Regions from separate parts of the Homo sapiens genome. Here region 1 is linked to region 2. Evidence: chromatin contacts called from ENCODE Hi-C or POLR2A ChIA-PET data. All regions are on one chromosome and are shown on one strand. Each heading gives the region's core, a stretch centred on a gene start or an enhancer-like site at or near the end of the contact. The rest is flanking DNA. Distances are from core to core; before and after follow the strand shown. Region 1 overlaps SPACA6 (sperm acrosome associated 6). Region 2 holds the start of ZNF649-AS1 (ZNF649 antisense RNA 1).

Evidence for each region. A loop is a pair of places that touch in the nucleus more often than their neighbours do. ChIA-PET counts read pairs that join two places held with the same protein, here RNA polymerase II (POLR2A). Pooled maps may share reads with other maps.
Region 1: a loop to region 2 is called in a map with no recorded cell type, with 3 times the contacts of the local background. The contact joins the enhancer-like site here to the promoter of ZNF649-AS1 in region 2. A Hi-C loop is called at or near these places in 1 of 37 single-sample maps with no recorded cell type and 4 of 50 pooled maps. POLR2A ChIA-PET finds 5 or more read pairs at or near these places in 1 of 52 experiments (RWPE1).

Annotation. Positions count from the first base shown.
Region 1 is chr19:51,698,914-51,705,540 of GRCh38, reverse strand. SPACA6 (sperm acrosome associated 6) reads right to left here. Exons shown (of 9, transcript NM_001316972.2): 3 at 3,815-3,883; 4 at 2,889-2,912; 5 at 2,443-2,520; 6 at 2,204-2,313; 7 at 1,355-1,511; 8 at 1,061-1,271; 9 at 351-451. The coding sequence ends at 418. Among named protein-coding and RNA genes, the nearest start is that of SPACA6-AS1, 8.8 kb to the right of the region's middle. RefSeq lists a silencer at 1,175-1,374. Within about 2 kb of position 1,525, at least 35 of the 41 ENCODE cell types and tissues checked have a DNase peak (open chromatin) inside an H3K27ac peak, as active enhancers do.
Region 2 is chr19:51,883,149-51,889,925 of GRCh38, reverse strand. It overlaps ZNF649-AS1 (ZNF649 antisense RNA 1), which reads right to left and starts at 1,901. Exons shown (of 3, transcript NR_110733.1): 1 at 1,800-1,901. ZNF577 (zinc finger protein 577) reads left to right here and starts at 1,975. Exons shown (of 6, transcript NM_001370449.1): 1 at 1,975-3,105. It overlaps ZNF649 (zinc finger protein 649), which reads left to right. Exons shown (of 5, transcript NM_023074.4): 5 at 1-691. RefSeq lists an enhancer at 1,851-2,702.

The DNA.
Region 1 (6,627 bases), core at 276-2,775, 180 kb after region 2:
GGGTTGGAAATGAAAATGAATTGGAAGTGGAGGAGAAGTTAGATTCCAAGGTTTCTGGTTTGAACTGCTAGGTGGATGGTGTTGCTCTTTCTGGTAGGAGGAAAGCCTTGGGGAGGAACAGCCTCTGAGGGCAACATGGAGGACTCTATTTGAGGGTGCCTTCTGCAGATGGAAATGTCAAGGAGACAGCCAGTAACCTGAGGGGGTATCTGGGTTCCCACCTAACTTGCACTGGGATAGCTATGCCTATCACTGTCATTATGCGGGCCATATTCATCTGGGCATGTGTGGGCTTGCTGCACCTCCTCCTACCTGAGTTAGTAGTGACCACCTTCGGAGATGAAACAATCTAGAGTTGAAATATATTCTTTATTTTCAGGATGGAAATAGGATAGGGAAGGAGGAAAGATACCTTTGTTAGTTGCCACTGCAGTACCATCGAAAGAACATCCTGGGGAAACAAAGAGGTATGTGTGTTACAGGAGGGGTTGGTGACTAGAAACTTAGGTCCCGGAGCCTGGACACCAGGGTCAAAAAGGTGTACAGGGCCCGGACTCCTGGTTCTGAGGGAGGAGGGGGCAGGGGGCCTGGGCTTTTGGGTCTGAAGGAAGAGAAACTTGGGGGTCTGGACTCTTGGATCTGAGGGAGGAGGGGCTGGGGGCCTGGACTCCTGGGTCTGAGGGAGGAGGGGGTCCGGGGGCTTGGACTCTTGGATCTGCGGGAGGAGGGGACTGGGGACTTGGACTCCTGGGTCTGAAGGAGTAGGGGTTTGGGGCCTGGAATCCTGGGTCTGAGGGAGGAGGGGCTGCGGACCTGGACTCCTGGGTCTGAGGGAGGAGGGGCTGGGGGCCTGGACTCTTAGATCTAAGGGAGGAGGGGGCTGGGGACTTGGATTCCTGGGCTAGTAAAGAGGGGCTGGGACCTGGACTCGTGGGTCTGAGAGAGGAGGAACTGAAAGCCTGACCTCCTGGGTTGGAGGTTGCTGGGAACCCAGACTTCTCGGTGGGATCTGAGACAGCGGGGAGCTAGATGCTGGGGCTCCGGAGTCCCCAGAACTCACCACGCCAACACTGTCGCACTCGCTGATGCGAGGGCCCCGAGGACTGCAAGCAGGAACAGATTGCTGGGCGTCAGAGCCTCGGGCCTGGCCAGCAGCTCGCCCAGGCTGGGCCTCCAGGGCTCGATCAGCTCGGCATCCCGCGGCGCCCAGCGCAGCACTTCCCGGAACGAGGCCTGCAACTCTGTCTCCGCCCGCGGGGGCGGGCCCGTCACTGCGGGGGCGCGCACGTCAGCCAGGCACGAGCCCCACCCCTCTCCCGACCCCGCTCACTCACGCGGCCGCGCCCCGCCCCACCGTTAAGAAAGAAGTAGAGCCGGGCCAGGGGGCGCTGGTCTTGCTTGATCACGCAGGAGAACGTCCCGCGGTGCGTGAGCTGAGCCGGCCGGATCCGCGCCAGGTATCCTTCGGCCCGCGGCATATCTCGGAAATAGGACAAGTCCTGAGTCCGGAGCTGCGGGACACGCGGGTTTAAACGCCTCAACTCCGGCTTGCCACTGAGTAACCTACAAGCCCCGCCCCCCGAGCCAGACCACGCCCCCTGGAGTCCTGGCCCTGAGCCTTGAGCCCGCCCCCGAGCCTTCTCGCTCCCCTGCCCTAAACGCACCCCTTCCCCTCACTCCTTAAACCCTTACGCATAACCTACCCCTAGAAACTGCTTTTATTTATGTATTTTTTTTTTCTTCCAGACAGGGTCTCGTTCTGGCGCCCAGGCTGCAGTGCAGTGGCGCGATCATAGCTCACTGCAGCCTCAAACTCCTGGACTTAAGCAGTCTTCCCGCTCAGCCTCCCCAGTGGCTGGGACTATAGGCGTGCACCACCACGCCCCGGCTGTTTTTAAAATTTTTTGGCAGAGGAGGGGTCTTAATTTGTTGCCGAGGCCGGTCTCAAACTCCTGGGCTCAAGCCATCCTCCCGCCTTGGTCTCCAAAAGCGCTGGGATTACAGGCGTGAGCCATCGCCCCAGGTCCTTGGTCCTGCATTCTGATCTTCGAGCTCTCCCCTAAATCCCGCGACCCTCCTCTTGCTGATGCTTGTGTCTAGACGGAGATTCCCGGAGTCCCGTCCCCGCAAGCTGACTCCCCAACCTCTAGTGAAGGCTAACTCGCCCGTCTAAACTCTTCGCGCCGGCCCCGCCCCGACTCACACCTCCTCCTGCGAACTTCCAGGAATAGGTGATCTCCTCCTTTGGCAGCTGGAAGTTTACGATGCAAGAAAACATAGCCTGGTCGCCCCGAGTCACTGTCACATCCTGAACTGAAGACGGAGCAGGGTTCACTCGCTGGGCCCCGACCACGTCTGGCCTCGCCACCAGCTTATGCCCCTCGGTGCTCTGGTCCCTTTTCTCAGGTTGGCCTCCTGCACCCCGAGGCCCCGCCCCCTCACCTGGGCAGTCCAGCGGGAGGTCGCAGACCCTAGAGTAGCACCCGCTGCAGAGGAAACGCCGGGCGAACTCCTGGAGACCTGTGGAGCGGGAACGCTGGGTCTAGGCGCCACCTGCCCTTCCAAGCCCGGGGCCCTTGGCCCATTTGAGATCCATGCAGCTTCCCGGGGTCCATCGGCCAGGTGGCATCTTGACCCCGCCCTCCCTGCTGTCTTTGGCCGACTCTCACTCCTCTCCGCCCTCTAGGATTCCTATTGGTTTGCTTCGGCTCTCACACACACCTTCTGAGGATTTAGAGCAATACTTGGTTTTCTTCCTTTTCTCCAGGGATCTTATTGGCTTCCTAAGGATGTGAAGCCCACCCGCTTTCCCACACTTGATGTCGTACGTTTCGTCCCCGACCGCCTCCCTTACCCCGCAATTTCCAAGTTTTAGATGAAGTCCTTACCGCAGGGAGGGATGCAAGCCTGGGCTGTGGAGGAAGAGGAAACATCACTACCTTACAGTCATGGGAAGAACCCTTGCCCGATGCTCCCCTAGCTAATGTTACAAGGCCCGAAGCATTGCTCCGAGGGGGCGGGGCCAAGCTTTCGTCATAACCTGGGGGCGGGGTCAAGCCGGCTGGGTTCCACCTGGGGCCGGGGCCAAGCCTGAGCATTCCACTAGGAGGTCAGGCCCAGGACTGCTGCCAGCCTTCTACTTGGGGTTTAGAGGGAAACACACTGGTTTTCTGTAGGCCCTGATGGGGATGGGCAATCCAGGTGTATTCCACCGAGGAGGCGGGGCTAGATCCTGGGCGATCCTTGCAGGAGACCAAGGCTAAGGTGGTGGCCCAGTTAGAGAAGAGGCGTGGCCAGGTTAGTAGTAGTCCCGGAAAGGGGCTCAGTTGGAGACGAAACCTTTCATCGAAGGGGCGGGGCCAGATCAAAAATGGTCCACGCGGGGAAATAGTCGTCCCTCAAGGTCTGAGGCTCAGAGATGGGGCCAGGGGATTGTACGGGGAGTGGATGGGGGGTCTCAGGAGTGGGTTTCGTTTTGAGATGGAGTCTTGCTCTGTCACCCAGGCTGGAGTGCCGATCTCGGGTCACTGCAACCCCGCCTCCAGGGTTCAAGCAATTTTCCTGCCTCAGCCTCCTGAGTAGATGAGATTACAAGCATGCGTTACCACGCCCAGCTAATTTTAGTATCTTTAGTAGATATGGGTATCACCATGTTGGTCAGACTGCTTTTGAACTCCTGATCTCAAGTGATCTGCCCGCCTCAGCCTTCCAAAGTGCTGGGATTACAGGCGTGAGCCACCATCCCCGGCCAAAAGTGGGGTTTTCTAATTGTGTGTGTGTGTGTCTGGGGAAGGAGAGATGGAGTGTATTTTACCTTCTTTAAGCTGTGTAATGACCTTCTTCATTTTCTCCGCAGCATCAGGGAAGGCAACCTCAAAGGATCCTGGAGAGTGGAGGGGAGGACGGCCTGTGTAGTAAAGCCCTTCCCCCAGGGCTTGGTCCTTGGTCCTGCATTCTGATCTAGCCTGGCTAGGGCTAGGCTGGCCCTAGCTCACAGGACGTACTGTCATGGTATCTGCCCTTCCCTGGCCCCTCTTCACCCCTCTCATTACCATATTCTCTGCTCCTCTTCTCATCACCCGCCCTCTGTAGTTGAAGGCTAACAAGTCCCTAAGTCTCCTTTCTTCTGCCTCCTGAATCTCTCCAGGATGGAAGTCCTCCTGGACATCACCTGCATGTAGCTTGTTGGGGGGAGAAGGGGAGGATAAAGATCAAATTCCTCACCAAGGCCTATTAGGTCTTACATGGTTTGGCCTAGTTCCCCCTCCCTCCCTGTCCCATCCCTACTGCCCACCTTTCATTTCCTTTATTTTATTTTATTCAGACAGTGTCTCACTGTCACCCAGGCTGGAGTGCAGTGGTGCGATCTCGGCTCACCGCAACCTCCGCCTCCTGGGTTCAAGTGATTCTCCTGCCCTAGCCTCCCGAGTAGCAGGGACTGCAGGTGTGCACCACCACGCCTGGCTAATTTTTGTGTTTTTAGTAGAGATGGGGTTTCACCATGTTGGCCAGGCTGGTCTCGAACTCCTGACCTCAAGTGATCCACCCACCTCAGCCTCCCAAAGTGCTGGGGTTACAGGCATGAGCCACCGTGCCTGGCCTCATTTCCTTTAATATGAAAACCACCACATTCCCTAGCACCTCAGGGCCTTTGCACATGCTGGCTTGTTTTTAGCACATTTTTCCTTCTCCTAATCATCCTTCCATCACCACAAATCTAACCAAGTTCCCTGTTTTTGTCTCTCATCGCAATCATTTCATTCCTAGCTCTCATCTGTCTGCAATTACATATATTTATATATAGATGATGATCACTTATGTCTGTCTCGTAAGTAAATAAACATGTTCTTCTGTAGCACTGTGTCCTCTGGATCCTGGAGAGGGCCCTCAGTCTTAGAAGTGCTCAGTAAGTATTTGTACAATGAATTCCAGGATCCAACTTGAACTGGAGACCCCAGCTGGTGGCCTATGACCCAAATCCATCCCTGGGATGTGTTATATTTGGCCTGGAAAGTGTTTAAAAGAAAATGAACCAGTTGCCAACATATAAAATTTGGAATGTCAAATAAAACGTTTGGCATCTCTTTTTTACAAAGTTGGAAGAGCTGTAACACAGAGATCGCATTTCCATAAGGCAGCAATTAGCTGGAGATGGGTAGCAGTCACTCCCTTGAAATGGGGCACACACCGGCCACTTCTCCATAGTCCCCAGCCTCTATTCACTTCTATATTTACCCATCTTTTACTCTTTTATGTTCCTTGTCTTTGTAGGTGTTTGTTTTGTTTTGAGATAGAGTCTCGCTCTGTTGCCCAGGCTGGCGTACAGTGGTGTGATCTTGGCTCACTGCAACTTCCACCTCCCAGGTTCAAGTGATTCTCCTGCCTCAGCCTCCCCAGTAGCTAGGATTACAGGCACCCACCACCATGCTCGGCGAATTTTTATATTTTTAGTAGAGATGGGGTTTCACCATGTTGGCCAGGCTGGTCTCAAACTCCTAACCTCAGGTGATCCGCCTGCCTCGGCCTCCCAAAGTGCTGGGATTACAGGTGTGGGCCACCATGCCTGGCCTTGTGTTTTGACCACTGCAATGGCCTCCAAATTGTATGGGTTTGTGGCTTGTTCCAGTGGAATAAGAATAGACAGCTGACTTGATCTCGTGGTGATTTGTGGAAATCAGTAATGTGGCAGGGTTTTATCGGCTAAATCGTGCCGCCCACCCCCCATCCCCCGCAACCAAACTTGTATGTTGAAGTCCTAACTCCCAGTACCTCAGAATGTGACTGTACTTGGTTCTTAAAGAGGTGATTAAGTTAAAATGAGGTCATTAGGGTGGGCTGTAATGCAGTATGATTGGTGTCCTTATGAGAAGAGGAAATTAGGACACAGAGATGCACACAGGGACATATGAAGGAAGGCATCTACAAGCCAAAGAGAGAGGCGTGAGAAGAAACTAACCCTGCTGACACCAAAACCTTGGTCTCAGACTTCTAGAAGGCAGAAACTTCTGTTGTTCGAGTCACCCAGTCTACGGTACTTTGTTACAGTGGTCCTAGCAAACCAACACACAGGAATTGTTCACTGCCTCCAAATACCTATATATCTATAACCTATATCCACAGAACACAGATAAAAAGCTTCATCTCCCAGCCTTCCTTGCAGTTGTGGTCATGTGACCAAGTTGTAGCCATAGGATGCAAATGGATGTGTTATGTGAGTCACAGGAGGTGGCCTTAAAAGGGAGGTGGTACCGCACCTGGAATCACAGCTACTCGGGAGGCTGAGGTGACAGGATCACTTGAGGCCAGGAGTTCGAGACAAGCCTGGGCAACATATCCAGACACCATCTCTAAACAAATTTTTATAAATTAGCCAGGTGTGATGGTGTGCTTGTAGTCTTAGCTACTCAGGAAGCTGAAGTGGGAGGATGGTTGAGCCCAGGAGTTCAAGGCTGTAGTGAGCTATGATTGCACCACTGCCCTCCACCCAGCCTGGGCAATAGAGCAAGACCCTGTCTCTAAAAAACAAAGACAGAGAAGGTGGTGCCATCTTATTGTTCCCCTCATCCATCCTGCTGCCTGAAAATTTGTTTTGATGGTTGGAGCTCTAGCAGCCACACGGGACCATGA
Region 2 (6,777 bases), core at 652-3,151:
TTACTGGGGTATTTAGATCATTTACGTTCAATGTATTGATGTTTTTAGGTTTAAATTACTAACTTACTATTTGTTGTTTATTCTATGTCTTCTTTGTTCTCCTTTTCTTCTTTTTCTGCTTTCCCTTAGAGTAGCTGAGTGTGTTTATATTACATATTGTCTCCTTTGTTGGCTTATTAACTGTAAATCCTTGTCATTTGATTCCTTGAGATTTTATAGCATACATCATTGTGAGGGATTGCATATTTATGTCCTCTCCAAATTTACATGTTGAAGTCCTAATCCCTAAGGGATGGCATTAGGAAGTGTGACCTTTGGAAGGTAATTACATCTTGAAAGTGGAACCCTCATGATGAGATTATGTGTCTTATGAGACAACACAGAAGAGAGTTTGTTTTCTCTTTCTCTGCTCTTTGCCATGTGAAGACAGAATGAGATGACCATGCATAAACCAGGAAATGGACTCTCACTGGACACTAGACCTGCCAACACCTTGATTGTGTTTTAGAGTCCAGTTCTAGAGACTCCTCAGCCTCTGGAACGTGAGAAATGAATGTTTGTTAAGGCAGTCAGTCAGTCTATGGTGTATTTTTTCTAGTAGCCTGAACTGACTGAAAGAAAATCATGAACTTATCATTCTAACTTCAAGGACATTATATCACTTACTGTATAATAAAATAATCTTACAGTAGTATATCTCTATTTCCTGTGACCAGATCAGTGTCAGTGAAGAGATTGTCTTCTAGATGCTACTGGAATACATATTTGAGGTATGGGTAATCTTGATTTTACATGATAAATTCATTCTAGCATTCCAAACTCCATTTATCTTTGGGTACTTTATAATATATGAGGAAATTTCTGGCATTTAAACTTCATTTAGTGTAGGCAAATTTTGAGTCCAAGTTTCAGTCAACCAGCCAAGTCAACAGTTAGCACCACTCAATTTAGCTCACACACTGAAATTGCCAGTAGAATGTAATCTCCATGAATGAGAGTCTTTGTGCCTGAATTTCCAACTGTTGTATTCCCAGCACGCACAACAGTGTTTGACACATTAGGCATTTTATAAACATTCGCTGGATAAATGAGTGAATGATCAATCCCTTTAAAGGTTCTCTGAGGCTGGTTATAAAATTATAGGGAGCAGGTTTGGTGCTAGAATTCATCAGTTAATTGATCAGCTGAGTTTCAGTATTGAACAGAATCATCTCCCCTTCAGAGTTTTGATTTCAAGTTGCTCCCACCTTCCTGGATGTAAAGGCTTGTTCTGCCTTTGGCTTTTCCAGGGTGAGAGAGCCCTGTTTTCGTGTTGGTTCCCCACTTTGTCAACTGCTGATCAACTGTGTTCTCCATTCTCCACACCAATTATAACCAAAGCTTTAACACGCGGTTGTTTTATCCATTCTATGACTGACTCCTTCCTCTGAGGCTACATCTGATGTAGATGTAAAGATACTTCTTAGGCAGTTCTCAAAGGCTGCTTTCTCCAGCCAGATGCATCCTCAGGAGTAATAACCCCTCCGATTGTTGCTCAGGTCCCTCCCTCTTGAAATTCCTGTAAGACTGCCGCGCCACATGGTTTCTTTCCATTCTTCTTAGGATCAAAGTGCCTAAATGTCTGTGACCATCTCTACCCATCCTGTAGACAGATCAGGGCAGGCTTGAGCCTTTGAGAAACTAAGCAGTTTATGTAGCGCCCCTGGCTAATGTTGCAAAGCCAAGATCTAGCAGTTCACGTGGACTGGAAAAAGGGTGAAATGGGTCGTTTTCAATTGCTTTTCATCGTCAGAACCTACCTGTCTTAAGGCGCGAAAAGAGGGACTCCGCCTGCTCTACGGCAGTAGGGTTGAAAATGGCTGCTCCCAGCAAGCGTCCCCTGGGCGCAGACATATTGCATCATAAAGGGACGGCTGGTGCCGTATTCCGTGTCTCCGGAAAGACGCAGTATGGCCCTCGCCGGCCGCCATCCCCGAAACTTGCGAGTGTCGCGTCTGCAGTGTGTGGGGTTCGCGGGGCGGCGGGTAGAGGCGAGTGTTTAGAGACTTCGGGTCCCTGACTCGCCTCCAGCAGTGGAGACAGGTCATCGGTCTGGTCTGCGTGGGCTTCTGGGAATGTTTCAGGGGCAGGGAGAGCGCGCTTTTTTTTTTCTGTTGTTCGCTAGCGCGTGAGGTCCGTGTTGCGGGGAGCTCTCGGGGAGTCCTCGCTCGGAGTTCGTTTCGCAGTCGTGTTGGAGTTCCCAGAGTCTGGGAGCCCATGGTCTCCGCATTGGAACCAGTGCTTGGGAGGTCTTCGTTGCACAGTAGCGCTAGGGCGTCGTGGTGGGGAAGCGAATCGTGTCAGTGTTGGAGACTGCTCTGGGCAGTTCGTGTTCATTGCTTATCACATGCGTACTTAAAAAGGGGTCTGCTGGTCCCCTTGCTTCCCTGCTGCTGTATATTCTGTAGAAAATGGGTTTTCAGGTTCATTGCGACCCAAGTAATAACATCCCCATCATTTTAAATACTCCTCCAGAAAATAACTCTGGTTTAGTGTATTTCATGTTTAATGTTGGGATCAGGTGTCTAGGTATTGGTATAATTTTATTCGTCTTTAATAACATCTTGTCAACTTCGTATTCCCATATTACATGCTCTTTGAGAGTTTTTTAAATTGCTGCAGTTTCATCAAGTGGTTGCTTTAATTTGGGTAGAATTGATGTAGATCTAGATACAACACTTTCAGGAACATGTGATGGATTTCTATTAACCCAATATTTTTATTTGTTTGACTATCTGTAGTGTTTTTCCATACGTATCTTGGACATTTCTGGTTATGCTTATTTCTACATAGTTAATACTTTTTGTTGTAAATCGTGACTTTTTTTTTGCATAAGACCCCTCCCCCTTTCCTTTTTTGTTCCTAATTTTACTTAGTTGACAAGAACAGAAGTTAAAAATATATATGTTTATTCTGTCACTTCATTGTACTCATGTCATTACATATAACTTATAAATTGACGTCTTTTTTCTAGTTGAGCATTTTTGTCATCTGCAAATAATTTTAGCCAGGTGGCAAGTGTATGGACTGTGGAGTAAGAAGTACCTGCCTCTGCCTCTGACTTGGGTACGTTAATCTCTGAGTCAGTTTCCTTATTTGTGGAAAAAAGCTGTCATAGTTTCTTTTTCATGGAATCATTATGAAGATTAAGTGAGCAAATGTTCTTTAAGTATGTTCAAAGTGTAGTACTAGGTACGTAGTATGGTCTGAATAAATAATTACTGTGATTTATCAAGTTTTTATTTCTCTTTCCTAAGGGCTTTTGACCATTACAATTATTTTCATTTATTTTTTTCTCTTTAAAATTTTCTTTGATTTGTGTTGCTCTATTTCCCAATTTCATGTATTCCTGAGGGAATAAACCATACTTGTCAATAATGGTTTGTTCTTTTAATATGAGACTGGATTTTATTTGCTAAAATTTTATTTAATATTTTTGCATCAAAAAATGAAAAGATATCTTGGATTAGCTTCGGAATAATCCATAATCCATTGCTGGAGAGGGACTGAATGGTGGTATAGATAAAACAAAATTAGATGTGAGTTCGTCATTCTTGAAGTCACATGATGAATATGTGGAATTTGAGTATACTGTTCTTTTGCTTGAAATTTTTCATAGTAGAAAGTTAAAAAATTTTTTTGCCTATACATTTATAAGAGAAATTGGTCTCTTAAGTTTTTTTCAAGTGATTATACTTGAAAATCACCAGGTTAAAAAAATAGAATAATGTAGCATCCCAGAAGCCCTCATCTTCTCTCTCCTCTCCAAAGGTAATTATTATCTTAAAAACATCATAGATGTGCTTGGTTGTCATCTTTATATAAATGAAATCCTAAGGTACACATTCTTTTGTGGCTGGCTTCTTTTGCTTAATATTTTTGTTGTGAAAATCATCTAAGTTGCTGCATATAGCAGTAGCTCGTTTCTTTTTCATTACTGTGTAGTATTCCATTGATGATTATACCCCATATTATCCATTCCACTATCAAGAGACATTGTTATGGCTTATGGGAGTTATGAGTATTGTTGATATGAACGTTTTTCTACATGTCTTTTGGTGCATAAAAGTTCTATTGAGGGCTGGGCATGAGAGCTCACGCCTGTAATCCCAGCACTTTGGGAGGCTGAGGCGGATAGATCACCTGAGATCAGGAGTTCGAGACATCTGGCCAACATGATGAAACCCCATCCCTACTAAATACAAAAATTAGCAGGGCGTGGTAGCGGGTGTCTGTAATCCCAGCTACTCAGGAGGATGAGACAGGAGAATCACTTGAACCCAGGAGACAGAAGTTGCAGTGAGCTGGGATCATGCCATTGCACTCCAGCCTAGGCAACAAGAATGAAACTCCATCTCAAAAAAAAGTCAATAGAGCATATACTTAGTGTGTTAAGTATAGAGGAATGGAGTATGCTAGACACAAGGAGAAACCGCAAATGCCCAATCATAATGGGAAATTCTTAACATACTTCTCTCAGTAACTGAGAGAACAGGCAGACAAAAAGCTAAAAGGGTATAGATTAACCATTGCTGGCAAACTTTCTGTAAAGGTGCAGACAGATGACAAATATTTTAGTCTCTGCCGGCTAAATGGTCTTGTCTGCATCTACTAGGTTCTGCAATTATAGAATGAAAGTAGCTGTACAGAATGTGTAAACAAATGGGTGTGGCTGTGTTCTGATAAAACATTATTTACAAAAACATTCAGCTAACCCACAATAGTCCCAACCCCTGAAAGGTTAGAATGACATACCTAATTAACAAACTTGACCAATATAAAACACTGCACTCAATAATTTTCCTCAGATGCACATAGGACATTTATAAAAAGTCACCGTATGGTTGGCCATCAGGCAAGTCTAAATACATTTCAAATGATTAAAACCATATAGAATATTTTCTCTAACTATAGTGGAATTAAGCTATAAATCAATATCAAAATGATTTATTCACCATAGAATAGTCATGTGACTTTTTGGAACTATCAATTCAGAACATGCTGTTTTCTTGTCAGAATGATTGTTAATTATGCCATACGCTTCTAAATAATCTGAGTTCAAAAAATCACAGTGGAAATATTTTCAATTGCATTTTAATAAGAATTCTACATGTAAACCCTTGTTGAATTTAACCTAAGCAGTCAGTGGAGGAAATTTATAACCTTGAATGCAAGTATTAGAAAAGAAGGAAGGATGAAAATCAATGGAAAAGCACCTATCTCTATAATTCTTTTTTTTTTTATTCTATTGATTTGTGTTTGGAAATGCTGGTTTTATATAATTGTTAGAGAGGCTTCACTTTTTCTGTGATTGATGAATGTTACATAATATTGGAGTCATCTCTGTACTGTAAAGATTAGATAGAACTCATCAGGCTCTGATGACTCTAACTTTTTTTCATGGAAATTGAGTATAATATTTACCCATAACTTAGCTTCAATGGTTATCAATTCATATTCATCTGTCATATCAGTCATATTTATCTGTGCCTCCACTTTTGTTTTAGTCTGGAGACTTTCATAGCAAATCCAAGGCTTCATGCCTTGAAACTTGTACGTATCCCAGTATGAATCTCTAACCAGTAAGGTCATTAAAAAAATTTATAACCACTAGACCATTTCCTTTTTGTTTTTTCTTTTACAGACAGGATCTTGCTATGTTGCCCAGGCTGGTCTTGAACTCCTGGGCTCAAGCAGTCCTTCTGCCTCGGCTTCCCAAAGTGCTAGGATTACGGGTGTGAGCCACTTCACCCATCCTAGACCATTTTCAGTGTATCCAAGTTAATAATAATTTCTTTCCTTATCTTTTTGGGTGAGTGGACTCTCACTCTGTCACCGAGGCCGGACTGCAGTGGCGTTATCTTGGCTCACTGCAATTCCCACTTCCCAGGTTGAAGCAGTTCTCCTGCCTCAGCCTCCCGAGTAGCTGGGCTTACAGGCATCTGCCACCACACCAGGCTAATTTTTGTATTTTTTTGTAGAGATGGGGTTTCTTCCTGTTGGCCAGGCTGGTCTTGAACTCTTGACCTCAAGTGATCTGCCCATGTCGGCCTCCCAAAGTACTGGGGTTACAGGTGTGAGCCACTGTGCCCAGCCTATTTCTTTAGTTCATTGAATAGTTAGTCCACATTCAGTTTTTTTCTGATCATCTCATCATTGTCTTTTAACATTGGATTGTTTGAATCATGATCCAAATGATGTGGGTGCATTCGATTTGCTTGTTGTATCTCTTAGATCTCTTTAATTCTATAACAGCTCCCCCTTTTTTTTTCTTTGTTTTTTTTGCCCTCATGCCTCTTCATATGTTGCAGTAGGAAGTACACAGCACCATCCATGAAGGATTCTTACCTAAAAAAATTGAACATGGGACTAATCAAACCTCTAAGTTGAACTACTCACTTAATTAAAAGGAAAAACTGGGAGTTGGGTAGGTAGAGAACAACAAGTTAAACTATACCATGAGGCTGGGAGCAGTCGCTCATGCCTGTAATCCTAGCACTTTGGGAGGCTGAGGTGGGAGGATTGCTTGAGGCCAAGAGTTCAAGACCAACCTGGCCAACATAGCGAGACCTTGTCTCTATAAAAAAAAAAAATTTGGCCAGGCACAGTAGCTCACACCTGTAATCCCAGCACTTTGGGAGGCTGAGGCAGGTGGATCACAAGGTCAGGAGTTCAAGACCAGCCTGGCAAAGATGGTGAAGCCTCGTCTTTACTACAAATACAAAAATTAGCCGGGCG